2 separate regions of the Homo sapiens genome follow, and region 2 is linked to region 1. Evidence: chromatin contacts called from ENCODE Hi-C or POLR2A ChIA-PET data. All regions are on one chromosome and are shown on one strand. The core of a region is the stretch at or near the end of the contact, and the rest is flanking DNA. Distances in the headings are between cores, read along the strand shown.

The links. Hi-C counts contacts between places; a loop is a spot of excess contacts on that map. ChIA-PET counts read pairs that join two places held with the same protein, here RNA polymerase II (POLR2A). Pooled maps may share reads with other maps.
Region 2: a loop to region 1 is called in a map of heart right ventricle, with 2.4 times the contacts of the local background. The contact joins the enhancer-like site here to the promoter of BTBD3 in region 1. A Hi-C loop is called at or near these places in 5 of 168 maps with a recorded cell type or tissue (heart left ventricle and heart right ventricle) and 5 of 50 pooled maps. POLR2A ChIA-PET finds 5 or more read pairs at or near these places in 1 of 52 experiments (MCF 10A).

What each region holds. Positions count from the first base shown.
Region 1 is chr20:11,914,746-11,921,079 of GRCh38, forward strand. BTBD3 (BTB domain containing 3) reads left to right here and starts at 3,148. Exons shown (of 4, transcript NM_014962.4): 1 at 3,148-3,856; 2 at 4,341-4,431; 3 at 4,973-5,091. The coding sequence starts at 3,531. It overlaps BTBD3-AS1 (BTBD3 antisense RNA 1), which reads right to left and starts at 3,856. Exons shown (of 3, transcript NR_186407.1): 1 at 3,569-3,856.
Region 2 is chr20:12,174,552-12,180,885 of GRCh38, forward strand. No RefSeq gene overlaps it. Among named protein-coding and RNA genes, the nearest start is that of BTBD3-AS1, 260 kb to the left of the region's middle. Within about 2 kb of position 3,225, at least 3 of the 41 ENCODE cell types and tissues checked have a DNase peak (open chromatin) inside an H3K27ac peak, as active enhancers do.

The sequences.
Region 1 (6,334 bases), core at 1,898-4,397:
AACATTGAAAAGAAAAGAAGAAAGAAGAAAATAGAAAATATCAGAGTGTATATCATAACATGCTAAGAGTAGGTTTTGTTTTTTGAGCCATGTCTTTCCATTTGTATGCCTGTATGTGTGTTTATGTTTAGTACTAAGTCAGAATATAAAATGCATTTCTTACTGTGGATTGAGTGTAAAGTTTGAAAAACATTCATTCTGGGTGAATCTCTTTCATCTTATAGCTGAGGAAAACTGAGGCCCTTAAAGGCTAAATGATTTGTTCAAATACTCGCCTTTCTCTATTTTAAGTGGCCCAGCCAGGACTGAACTAGATTGGTTGCTAATTTTACCATGCTACATTGCTAATTTGTTGAAATACAATTGTGAAGTAGACCATTTAAAAGTACTAAGTGATTATCTGCTTCATAGTTGACATTTTTTAATTCCTTATTTTTCCTGCCGAAATCATCACTGTCATTATCTTTTAAAATAATTGGGGCTGGCGCTTCCTTTCCAGAGAATATCTTGGTCCCTCTCAGTTGGCTGTCTGCACACCTCAATCCTAGAATTTGACATTTGGGGCCTAATCAGAAGAATTTCAGAACAAGATGTGAGGGGTTGTTAAGTTTTTAATGTCCAAACTAAATTAAATTATTTTGAGTTATTTTCAATTCACTTAATAGTTGAATGCAACATATGGCACCAGATGTTGGTACTGGATCATTGGGAAGACATCTAGTAGTCAGTAGTTATCTATGTGAAGTTTTTTTCAACCTTGAATACTGTATGAAATGCAGATTCTGATCCAGAGTCTGGCTGAGATTCTGGGTGACTAATAGGCTCCCTGTAGATGCTGCTGCTGATCCTTCAACTACATTTTCAGTAGCAAGAACCTGCATTACTTGCCTTATTACCGTGGTAAGAAAAAGTAGCCGTCAGATAATTTTTCTGTCTTGATTTTAAACAGCCATGCTCATCAGTCCTTACATACATTGGAGTAATAATGCCCTTCTTTGTAGCACTCTTGTAGATGATTCAGATTTAGCGCTACTTCATTTAACTAGTATTGTCAGAATTTTCTACAAAACTTATTTTTCTAAATAACTGATATCTGTAATTTTAGAAAACATGTTCTACAATATTGCATACTTCTCTTTCTCAAACTGTTACATCCACTTTACTTTTTTTCTTTAACTTAGTGGTGTAAGAGCCATGTGTTTTGGAGACTTCTTGGTGATGGGTATTGAGCCATATGCAAAATGAGTAAAGATCACAAACCCTTCTAAGTTCTTGTATCTGTGTTTTATGTTTTTTCTATTTTGTCTCCATCCAGCTACCAATTAATAGTATGTCTGCCTAAAAGCAGCTGGTTTCCCTTTCCATTCTAATTGATTACTTCTGACCTGAAAAGCCAGATACTAGATTTGTTAGAAATATTTATGAGATTAATCCCAGTCAGAAAGGCCTACCTGGCATGGGAGCTTTCCTGCAAGGAAGTGGTCAAGGAAGTTCAGTGGCACTTGAGCAAGAGAGAAATCCTTTAGTGTTAACCCTATTCTGAATAATTAGGTCAATAGGAGCTTACTTGTTTCTTCATGACTTTCTCTATGTGCTTTTTAAACTGGTTTCTAGATCCCTCTCTAACATTGTGTGTTAAAGTGTGTATGAAGATGATTTGGAGGTATCTGTATGTGTGTGTTCTGCTGTTGAGAACATGATAATCATAATAAATAAGCAGTGCTTCAGGATCCATCTAAAATGGAGACAGGTAACTGTGCTACAGGCCCTGGTTCTCTTACAGAGGCTTTGCAAATGGTTTTAAGAATAATAATAACAACAATAAAGAGGATATTTCTTGGTTCAATTTAGTGTTCTAGGGATTTAAAGACTGATTTCTGGTAACCGCCTTTAGCAGATTATTAATTATAACAATAACAATCGTAACTCTTATTTGCTGAGCCCTCACTGTGTCAGGTAGTCATTATTCAGACAAATGTTAAAACAAGGAGGGCTGTGGTCATGAAGGGTGCATTTGCCTGAGGGGTAGCAAATGGCTGCTGTGCTTTGAACAAATGAGCGTGATCCAAATAGATAGGGGTGAGATTAAATATTTTAATTAGTCCCTCTTTACAATAAATAAGCATATGCAGAACCTATTGCCGGTGTTTTTGTTTTTTTTACTCACCAACGCTAGAAATGGTTGGAGGATTCACACCTACAAAAATCAAATGGTAGCTTATATTCTTCTAATTCAAAGCAGAGAGAACCTGTTTGCATTTTAACTAGGTGGAATCCGAACATTTATCATTTTGAATAGCCTTGTTATTTGTTCTGTCTTAGAAGTTGTGGATTATATTCTTTAAAATTAAGACAAGACTAAATGTAGCCTTAACAGTTAAGTTGAATTTTGAGATCCTGAACATGGCCCCATCTGAAATATTTTTAGTGAATTACAGCCTTTGAACATTGATCATCAGATTTGTTTTTATTTGAATCTTATTTTTACTTCTAGAGTTTATCTTATGCTTTAGTGTACTTAGGTGTACGGGTATAATCTTAATCTAATTAACAGTATTTTGTGACCTGAGACACCTGTCAAAGACCATTATAGAAGCTAGAAAACATTGGGAGGTAAACTGAACACATGGCCTCAGTTCTCTTCTTTAGCACTAGACTATGACTTGCACTCAAAAGAGGCTAAGAAAAAGAAAAATAACGTCCTTTGCCTTTAAAGTGTAATAAATGTGTTTTGCTATTAATAGCCCTTTTCAGTTTATAGACTGGAGGATTTTGTTTTAAGTATTTGAAACTAAATGCTGCTGGGAAAAAGATTTTAGTAGAAATATAGATATCTGTCCCTACCCTTTGTTAATTGATCCTGCTTAACTGGGGACATAATGTATGTCTACTGAAGAGAAATCTGTGGGCATAAACTCCTCCCTTCCTGTTGTCAAATATATTTCATATGTTATTATCTTGTTTAAATATACAGTAGACAAGAAAATGCAACTGCTGTTCCTTTAATATCAGAACTATGCATGTTACAATAGGTGTCACTGTTTTGCTTGGTCCAATCATGATTGGTGACTTCAGCTATTGGCTCGGAGCACTGGCTGTCTGACTCCATCTGCAGGGCTGTAATACCTACTCTCCTCCGATCCATTCACCACACAACTTCAGCCGGCTGAACAGACTCACGCAGCTCCAGCCCATCTTGCTGACCTAATTCAGAAAAGAAGTGCTACAGCTCTGTGCCTGTCATCTTTGCAGTGTAGCATTTTCAGGTGATCTAGGAAACAGTTATTTTTATGAGCAAATAAGAGAAACAGGAATCATGATGGGGATATATTTAACAGACCCAGTACTGGATAAAACTTAAAGCCAGTTTCTATTCAACATAGTGAAAAGGTCACCTTGCCTGGCTGAGAAAAGCAGCAAAATATCAGCTTTGTTGGTTTCAGTTAACCTCTTAGCCCGGGCTAATCTCTTTTCCTTGATGTTCAAACCAATTTGGGATATCTAACTCTAAAGAGAGACACACTGTACTCATGGTAGATGACAAGGAAAAGAACATGAAATGTCTCACCTTCTTCTTGATGCTTCCAGAGACGGTAAAGAACAGGTCCAAGAAAAGCTCAAAGAAAGCAAATACCAGCAGCAGCAGTAGCAACAGCAGCAAGTTGCCACCAGTTTGTTATGAAATAATTACCTTGAAGACTAAAAAGAAGAAGATGGCTGCTGATATATTCCCCCGTAAAAAGCCAGCCAACTCCAGCAGCACCAGCGTCCAGCAGTACCACCAGCAGAATCTCAGTAACAACAACCTTATCCCGGCCCCAAACTGGCAGGGTCTTTATCCCACCATTAGAGAGAGGTAAGTGCCGCGCTAGTCTATTTACTTTAAAAGTTTTCCTGTGTTGAAGTTTCTGCTTTTGCAAAACCTGTAATGTATTTGAACACAAATCTGTTTCCTCTTTTCCCAGAAGCTTTTTATTGGTAATGGAAAATTGCCTTGTATCTTTTCCAAAACAGTACAGCTGTTTTCCTCTTAGATAAAAATGTTTTTGCAAGCTGTAACATTCAAGTGACAGGGTTGTCTATGGGCCATAGAAAATGGGAACCTTTTATTTGTCCTTAGCTTTATTAAAAGTTTGTATAACTTTTATTTTAAACTTTAGTTACTTCCCTTATGTTTGCAATGATTATGAACAGTTTAGTTAGAACCTTTATTTGTTGTTTTGCCTTGAAGTTACTGGACTGTTGCTTAGCTTGCAAGTCTTTTGTGGGTTTTGTATGTTGGGGAAGGGGATGTTAAAAATGCAGGCTGCTGTGAATTAATGAGTTGCCTCTGTTTATAGAAATGCGATGATGTTCAATAATGATTTGATGGCAGATGTACATTTTGTGGTTGGGCCACCAGGTGGGACTCAACGGTTGCCAGGACACAAAGTAAGCAACAGCTGCATGACCGGTTTAGTCCTGACGTTTACAAAGAGGGACCCTTTCCATAAGCCTGTAACTTGGTGTGGGCAGCTTGCCGATGTCAGGCAGTGCATGTTTCACTCGATTAGGGAGAGAGCGCACCCTCTCCAGAGGGCTTTGGCCACGCTTAATTTTTTCTTTGTTTCCTTCTATACTGCTTTATATCTCACACATCCCCTCTTAACTCTCCAGACATGGGAAGTTGTTGTGACAGGTCAGGAAAGTCGTATGTTTACCCTTCTCCTAGAAATTAGTTATGTAAGCTATTATTGTATGTATTTAGTAATGAGGGGACATGTGCATTAATCTCTTAAAGCTTTGAAATAATTAGCAGCATGGTCTTATGCTTCCATGGCAAGCTACCCTGTGTACCTTGGCTTTTTCAAAGCAGTAGATTTTAGGTACGCTATGTTTACTAAACCTGATTGCCTAGTGTTGTTTTTCTGCATTGATTTGCTGGAAATGCCTTCAATTTAGTGTATGAAATAAGATTTCCCTTTCTACACAGTATGTTTTAGCTGTTGGGAGCTCTGTGTTCCATGCGATGTTTTACGGAGAACTTGCAGAGGACAAAGATGAAATCCGTATACCAGATGTCGAACCTGCTGCTTTTCTCGCTATGCTGAAGTAAGCATCATTCGTGTGTTTGGAAAGAGTTTGTTTATGCTGTATTTGTACCCTGCTGGTTTCACAGTTAAATTTAAGTTCTGCATAACAGAAAAGAAGACTGATGAAGAAAGAGGGTGCTGCTTACCTTGTAAATGTTTTCGGAAAAGAACACTTTAGCTTTCCGTGGAAAGCATATGGAATTATGCAGCATTTATAATCGCACCTTGACGTAGAATTTGGGAGCAAGTGGCATGTATAGTGATGATTTTTAACAACTTAAAATTAAAGACAAATAACTTTCTGGTATTAGCATTATTTAATAGAAGATGTTCTCTCTGAAAGCATTGTGTGTGAAAAAGTCTTTAAACAAATGTTTTTGCTTCACAATTTCAGAAGTTAAGTACCTTATTTAAGTAACACCAGTTGGGAGATTTCTGAGTATTCTAAGAGTTATTGTCTCCTAAGAGCAAATGAAAAACTTACCATCTGTTGAAATAATCTGATCTTTGTGTACACATACATATACATACTCATATAAAATCAGACACTCTCAAGGGTAAAAAGTACTTGCATTTGACATTACAGGGGAAATCTTAGAAAGATATGGATAGTCTCGTACAGTTTCATGTGGATTTATACAGAAGAACTTTCATTGGTAATACAGAAGTATGAAACTTAAAGATACGTTATATATTTATAAAAAAGATAGTTTTCTGTCTGGTGGGTCTTCTGCAGGCACCAGTATGTGTTAAACAGGTTATAGAATCAGCTTCTTTATCATGTACGGTACTAGACAGTGTGGTAGTTCACCAAGTGATCATAATCTAATTATTATTCTAAGTAGTATTTATATGATTTTTCCTAATCTTTATTCTAGCACAGCAAAGTGTATTACTTTAAGGTTATCTGTTGCTCTAGGGATTTCAGTTCATTGGAATAAGTAAAATGTTTGTTGAAAAAAGTATTCAGTGGGTCAACAAGTTGGACAGTACTCCTACATATAGTTAAAATGTTGCCATACATTGTTTACTGTCTTCTGAAAAATAAGTACTGTAGTTAGTTCTAGAACTTAAAAGTATTTAATTCATTATTCATCTTACAGTTTTGAAATATAATTGTCACTGACAAGACCTTCACAGTAGGGGATAGGGAAATTAAAGGCAAGTGAGCATGTGAAGTACCAAAATGTAAACTAATCTGCTACTTTTAACCTTTGTAATCTTTTGGAGATATATGTACAGAAACCAGTTTTACCTGCAAG
Region 2 (6,334 bases), core at 1,975-4,474, 260 kb after region 1:
CCTCCAAATAATTCCTTCAGAAGAGTTTATAAATTTGGCTAAGTCCCCTTCCTTCTGAAAATGCTTTTTCTTGAGCCCACATTTCCTTCTAGTTCTTCTATCCAAACACGTTCCCCTTATCAGCTAACTTAAGCCACTGAGTCTGGGCTTCTTTTTCACTCCTCTTTGAAAAGCCCACTTGCTAATGTCATTGGACATCTCCTGATACTAAGACTACGGTACCCCTTACCTACCACCCCTTGCTTTTGCTACATATAACACTACGAATTGCCCTCTTCTTCTTGAAACGTAACACCTCTTTGACGTTTGCAGCCCATACATCCCTAGTGGTCCTGGATGTTTTGACTTATTTTTTACTTTCAGTTTAGGATCTCTCTGCCTTCTGTTTGTACTTGGTGTTTCTCAGTCTGCTGTCCTGAGTTCACTACTCTTCTCATTGCTTTCTCTCCAATGGTTTTACTCATTCTCATGGGTTTAAACATTTTCTATGTGTTGGTGACACACAAAATTGTATCTAGCCTTGACTGCTTTCCTAGACTTTAGAGTCATATATTCAACTTCTTGCTCAATATGCCTTCTTGATGCCAAGAAGAATATCAAAATCATACTGCTTAAAACTGTACTCCTCTTTCCCCTCCAATGGGTCTCTACTCCTGTAGGCCCATTTGTGATTATTGGAACTAATTATGTCCCAAGCTAAAAGCCTCCCCTAGACAAACATCAAGGATTTTAATAAACCCTGAATATCATCTCCTTAACTTTTTTTGAATTCAACTCCCAATTTCCATCTGTGATACTCTTGCATGAATTCAGGCTGCCATTATTTATAATAGGGACCACTTTCACAGCCTACTTCCTGTTCTTTAATTTTTCTTGCTTCCTTAAATTCTATATTTCCAAACACCTTCCCAGCGGTCTATAATATTATCATTCCATTCTCTGCTTCACACCTACTAAAGGTTACTTCCTTACATAAGAAAGAATCTATGGCCTGCCTTTACTTACCTTTTACTGTCTCATCTCTCACCACTCCCTAGCTTACTATTTATGACTTAGCAATATTCATCATGTATAAAACACTTCTTGTTTCCCTGCTATGTTTGTATTATCAGTTCTATCAGCTATGTTCTTTCTGTGAGTAACTCCTACTCAGCCCTGGAGATTCAGCTTGGGTGTAGCATCTTCCAGGAAGACTTAGACTGAGTCAAGTGCCTGGCTTTGTGCTTTTATATCATTCTGTGTATAGGATTAACATGGTGCTTAGTCCACTGTACTGCTGGCATCATTTCCTCTGCTTGTCTTCTCTGGACTGCAAGATCCTCAGTGCTTTCATTTTCTGCAGTTACCATAATGCTCTTTATTGATCTTTATTTTAATCTTTATTTTATTTAAAATTGAATTTTCCACTTCCATTTATTCTTAAATTTTATTTTAGCCAGACTTTCTTGAATCTATTTTGATACCCCTCGTTGAGAATTGTACTTATTTTCCCAGTTTCAGTTTATTGATTACTTGCCTTCTTTCATGGAAAGAAATGAAGATATATTCTCCAAATTTTGTTGTGAATTCTAGAATCATTTTTCATATATGTATATATTTTTATGAAACTTTTTTCCCTTTAATCCTATATGTTAAAGGAAAAACAGCTGATATTGCATGATGAGTTCAAATGTTTTCCAATTAAAATGGGGGTTGACTGGCTTTATGGCCTACCTTTTCCTTCTGGCATCAAACCAAGCCAGAGATAGATTCAAACACTTTTCTACCTCTCCCAATTTACTTTCCTCCACTCTCACACCCAAAATGGTTCATCTTGAAGGTCCTCGGGCAGGGTTCTTTCCATTTCTACCCTGTCTTCCAAGGCTTACCCTTATATAACTAAACATTTCAGGACACAACCTGTCTCTAAGCCTCCCACTCTACCTTCTGCCACAGTGCATGCTGGAAGCCACAGTTTCCTGAGGACGAAGTAAAAAAGATGCAGGTGGGGCCCAAGGTGGAGGGAGAACCCTCAGGATAGCTCAGGGCATGACTTCTTAGCTTTTGGGACATGGCTTCCCATCTTTCAGAATCACGCAGCCCCTTCATCTAGGATGTAATACAAAGAGTGAGAATGAATCAGTCTTCTTCTGTCTTCTCTCGGCCTATTTTGAACTTGCTCTGAGTATAGAGCAAGTATTGTGTAGTTTAAAATTAAAGTCCCTAACCCAACCCATTTTGGTTGTAGTTAGTAGAAATTCCCTTCCCACATGGCATCTGGTCTTCTCTTAACTTTCGTTTGCATTGTTATTTCCAGTGTTGTTTTTTTCTTTAATTTGTTTATATTTGTGGGTATTTTAATAAAAGATAGAAAAATACATGGCAGGCTCAGTTACTTTGCTACTATTTAATCTAGAAATCATGTGTATATATTCTAAGGAAAAGCTTCATAGAGAACAATTTTTAATTAAATACAAATAAGAGCATTTGGGCAGGCTCCTTTTTGATTGAATTTCACTATCAGGAAACACTGAGAGAACCAAGTCACAGGGCTTCACCCTCCTGCCAAAGAGCTGTACTTCAAATCTTCTCCTATAAGCAAACTATTCTTCTGCTCATAGTTTATTTATGTCTGTGAATATCTGGAGATTTTAGTAGCAGTCGTGGTGGACAGAAATTTTTTGTACCCTGGAAATGTAGTGTGGTGCTTAGGCATATCAGCTCTGGAGTCAGAGAGCCTGGGGTCAAATCCCAGCTCCATCTTGCACTGAATGTGTTTCTGTTCTAGTTTTTGAACCACTCTGTGTATAGTTTCCCCAACTGTGAAAATGGAAGCAATACACAAAGTATCTTCAACTCCTTAATACGATGATGATTTAATACAAGTATTGTAAGTAATCAATACAGTAAAATCCTGAGAGGAGTATCTGACATGTTATAGATTTTCAACATAATGTTCTTTGTTGTTATTAAGAGAAACATGGTTTTCTTACATATTTTAAAACATATACAACTTAAAAACTTTAAAACTAATTAAATACTTTTTATCTAGAATGCTTTCTCTAGTCATCTTTCTAACTTCTTTGTATAATTCCATTAAAATTGTTTCAAAAGGAGCTTACTCGTTTTCTGTCCTTACAATTTGATATTTGTCAGTGTTGCATTTTCCTCAATCTCAAGTGACAGGGAGGAGCTGTTCAGCTTTGCCTTGCTCCTTTCTCTGCCATGCCGTGGGAGTAATGTTACTGACTATAAAGTTTTCATAAAATTGCTCACTGTCACTCCTGGGACACCCACAGTAATGATTAACCCAGCATGAATGGTGCATTGTCACAAACTCTGATGAGATGTGTGCAAAACTTTAAAAATAACTCGCTTCCTCTTCTCAAGCCAATGCTCCCATTAGGCAAAGAAGAGCCCAGGAACTGCTGAAAAGTGGGTGGGACAGGAATATTTGGAGCCTGCTCTGCTATTTTAAAGTTTAATATCTTGTTGTTAGGTTTGTATTTTCAAAGCATGGCCATCCAACCATGTGGCACTGAAAAACACAGCTGCCGGAGTCAGATGGGTGGCAGGGGTGGTGACTCATTATATATCTCTGGGATCACTGGCCAATTAAAATGATTTGCCCTAGAACCTGGGGAAAGAGCAAACCCCAGAGTCCTGCTCTCATATACTAAACATGAAATTAAATAGATTTGGTAGTATGGTTACCAAATGACCTGGGATGATTGGGACTATTCTGGTTTTAGCACTAAAAGTCCCACTTCCTGGGACCCCCTTAGTTCAGAGTAAACAGAACAGATAGTCATTCTGCCAGGAATTAAGCTACAGCTTTGCCATTTAGAAGCAGGTATATGAACTTGGATAGACCATGTGGCCTAATTCCCAAGGCCTAAGTCCTCTTTTATAATGTGGAAATAATAATATCTGCTTAGCAATATTATGAGAATCAAATGCAATATTGTCCATTAAGGAGTTCTGTGTCCAGTGACATACTATGCCAATGTCAGCAGATGCAATCATTGAAGATGTTGTTCCTCTGAGCCACAAAGGACTACCCGGAGAAATACAGGATGGAGGTGGTTAGACAGGCTTAAAGCCTGTGTCTAGAAGACTTCTCCAAAGCAATGGTGAGCATGACTCCACAAGCAATTGTCTCAAAGTTGGCAGAAGAATTCAAAAGAAGTTTAGAGGTGGGGGAGAAAGAAAGTGGGGTGTCACAAAGATCCATTGCATGAGATGACTCCAAATTTTACTCAATTCTTGCAGTGTGCTGAGGGCATAGGTGCCCACCCAAAACTTTGTATGTGGCCTGGAGTAGCCTGGATTTTCTCTTGGAACCTGCTATTCTTATATGTAGAATATATGTACAATGAAGAACCATTTTACATAGACTCAGTTGTCTCTCTACCCTTCCAGCTGTAAAGCTATACCATACCAATGCCTTTCAGGCATTAGCAATTGAGGGAGATGCAGGTTGTCTCCTGAACTCAATCTTTCTTAGGTCTCAGGCCATTGTCTTTTTTACTTGGTTACATATTTCTTTGATTTTTCACCTTGCTCTCTTCTTACCTCCTTTGTATATGTTTTGCTCTTATTTCCCTGTTTGCTCTAGAATATTACATTCCATGAAGGATGTGCAATTCACCTATCTTGTTGACTGTCATCTCTCACAACCAGCCTGGGAGGTGACCAGCCAATACCTGTTAAATGAAAGAGTGGACTGGACGTTAGATCTGTTATATCTGTTATATTCTACAGATCACAAGTCACACCAGCTTTATGTTCTTTAAATAAATAATGATCGAATACATTAAATGACCCAAGTATGAGTAATGAAGTTAGAGATAACATAAACTTTCTGCCTGTGATATTTTATTTTCTTTCAAAATCAATCTTTGGTTAAAGTTAATAATGAAGAGGGCAAAGATCTGAACCATACAGTTTTTAGACACCTTTAATGCAAGGATGTTGCAGACTTTTAGATATGAGAATGGTGGATTATAGCTTAAAGAGCAGATAGCTTATTGAAAATTTAAGGTAATCAGCAATACTTTTCGAACAATTACCTCAACTGTTAGCTACCACTTACCCTGAAACTCTTCTTTCTCTTCATCTCACAGATTGTCAGTATCATCTAAAGTAAAAGATGGTAATGCATTCACAGTGTGAATGTGGTGAATTCTACTTCTTTGATGGTGGTAAATTGCCTGAGATGATCTCCTCTTCCTTCCACCTCTCTCTCCCAAATCAGCCATGGGATGTTGACTGGCATTAAAATAAGAACAACAACAGGGCAGGCAACAAAGGGGATAAGGAAGAGAAGGGAGGGTATGTATAACTCAGACTAGGTCTGCTCCCACTATATGATTTGCAGCAGATGTTATCTGTTCAACTCAAACAGCTGATCCTTGATTTAAAGATAATTTGTTTATTATTATACTAAATGGAGCCCATAAATCTCTATTATAGGCTGATGAGAACGGAAGAAAATAGTGTATGATGAAAGCACCAAACAGAACACATTTTTCCTAGCTTCATTCTCTCCTATAATCTCAAACACTGATAAGCAATATTGACATTTTCAAAGAGGCTTATAAGCAGTAAGCAATTCGAGTTTTATATAGTAAATGTGTCTTGAGTTACATTTTCAAGTGGAAGTTGGGCTTAGCTTTGGTAATCTACCAAGCAGTATGTTTTGGTGCTGGCTGAGTCTTGTCCTGAAAGTCTGTGCTCTTTCAAGCTTCTTGTGTACGTTCCACTCCCCTGGGTTCACGTTCTCAGGGAGAAAATTGGATGCACAAAGAATGGAGTTTGCATAAGGCCCTTGTAAGCCTGATTATGGGTATTTACACAGCTGTAATCATTATAAATAAATTACTTCATAAATTTCAACAAATGAAATCATGTCATGTTATTTTGTCTGCTTTTTCTCTTCTTTGTGCCGCCAAGTCACCAGTGTATCATTTATTTCGGCTCATTTTTGTGAAAATGAGATTTAAGGCATAGTCCAGTTACAGCATCTGAGAGCCACTGCTCTCCCACCTCAGTGTTTATCTTTTCTGTTGGAGAGAAAAAATGACAGAAAATAAAATATCTAATGCACTGATACAGGAACACATATGTAGTGTTATGTTTCTGGAGGATTTTTCTTTTCTTTTGTTAGGTATGTTAAGGTATTGTTTATATGTAATAAAATTCACATTTTATAGGGACAGTTCTTGGAGTTTTGACAAAAGTGTAGCCATATGGCCACAACTAGGATTACCATATAGAATATTTCTATCACCTCAAAGAGTCCTACACCTCCATCTTCTACTATTGTTATGTTTTCTGTCCCTGTAGTTTTTCC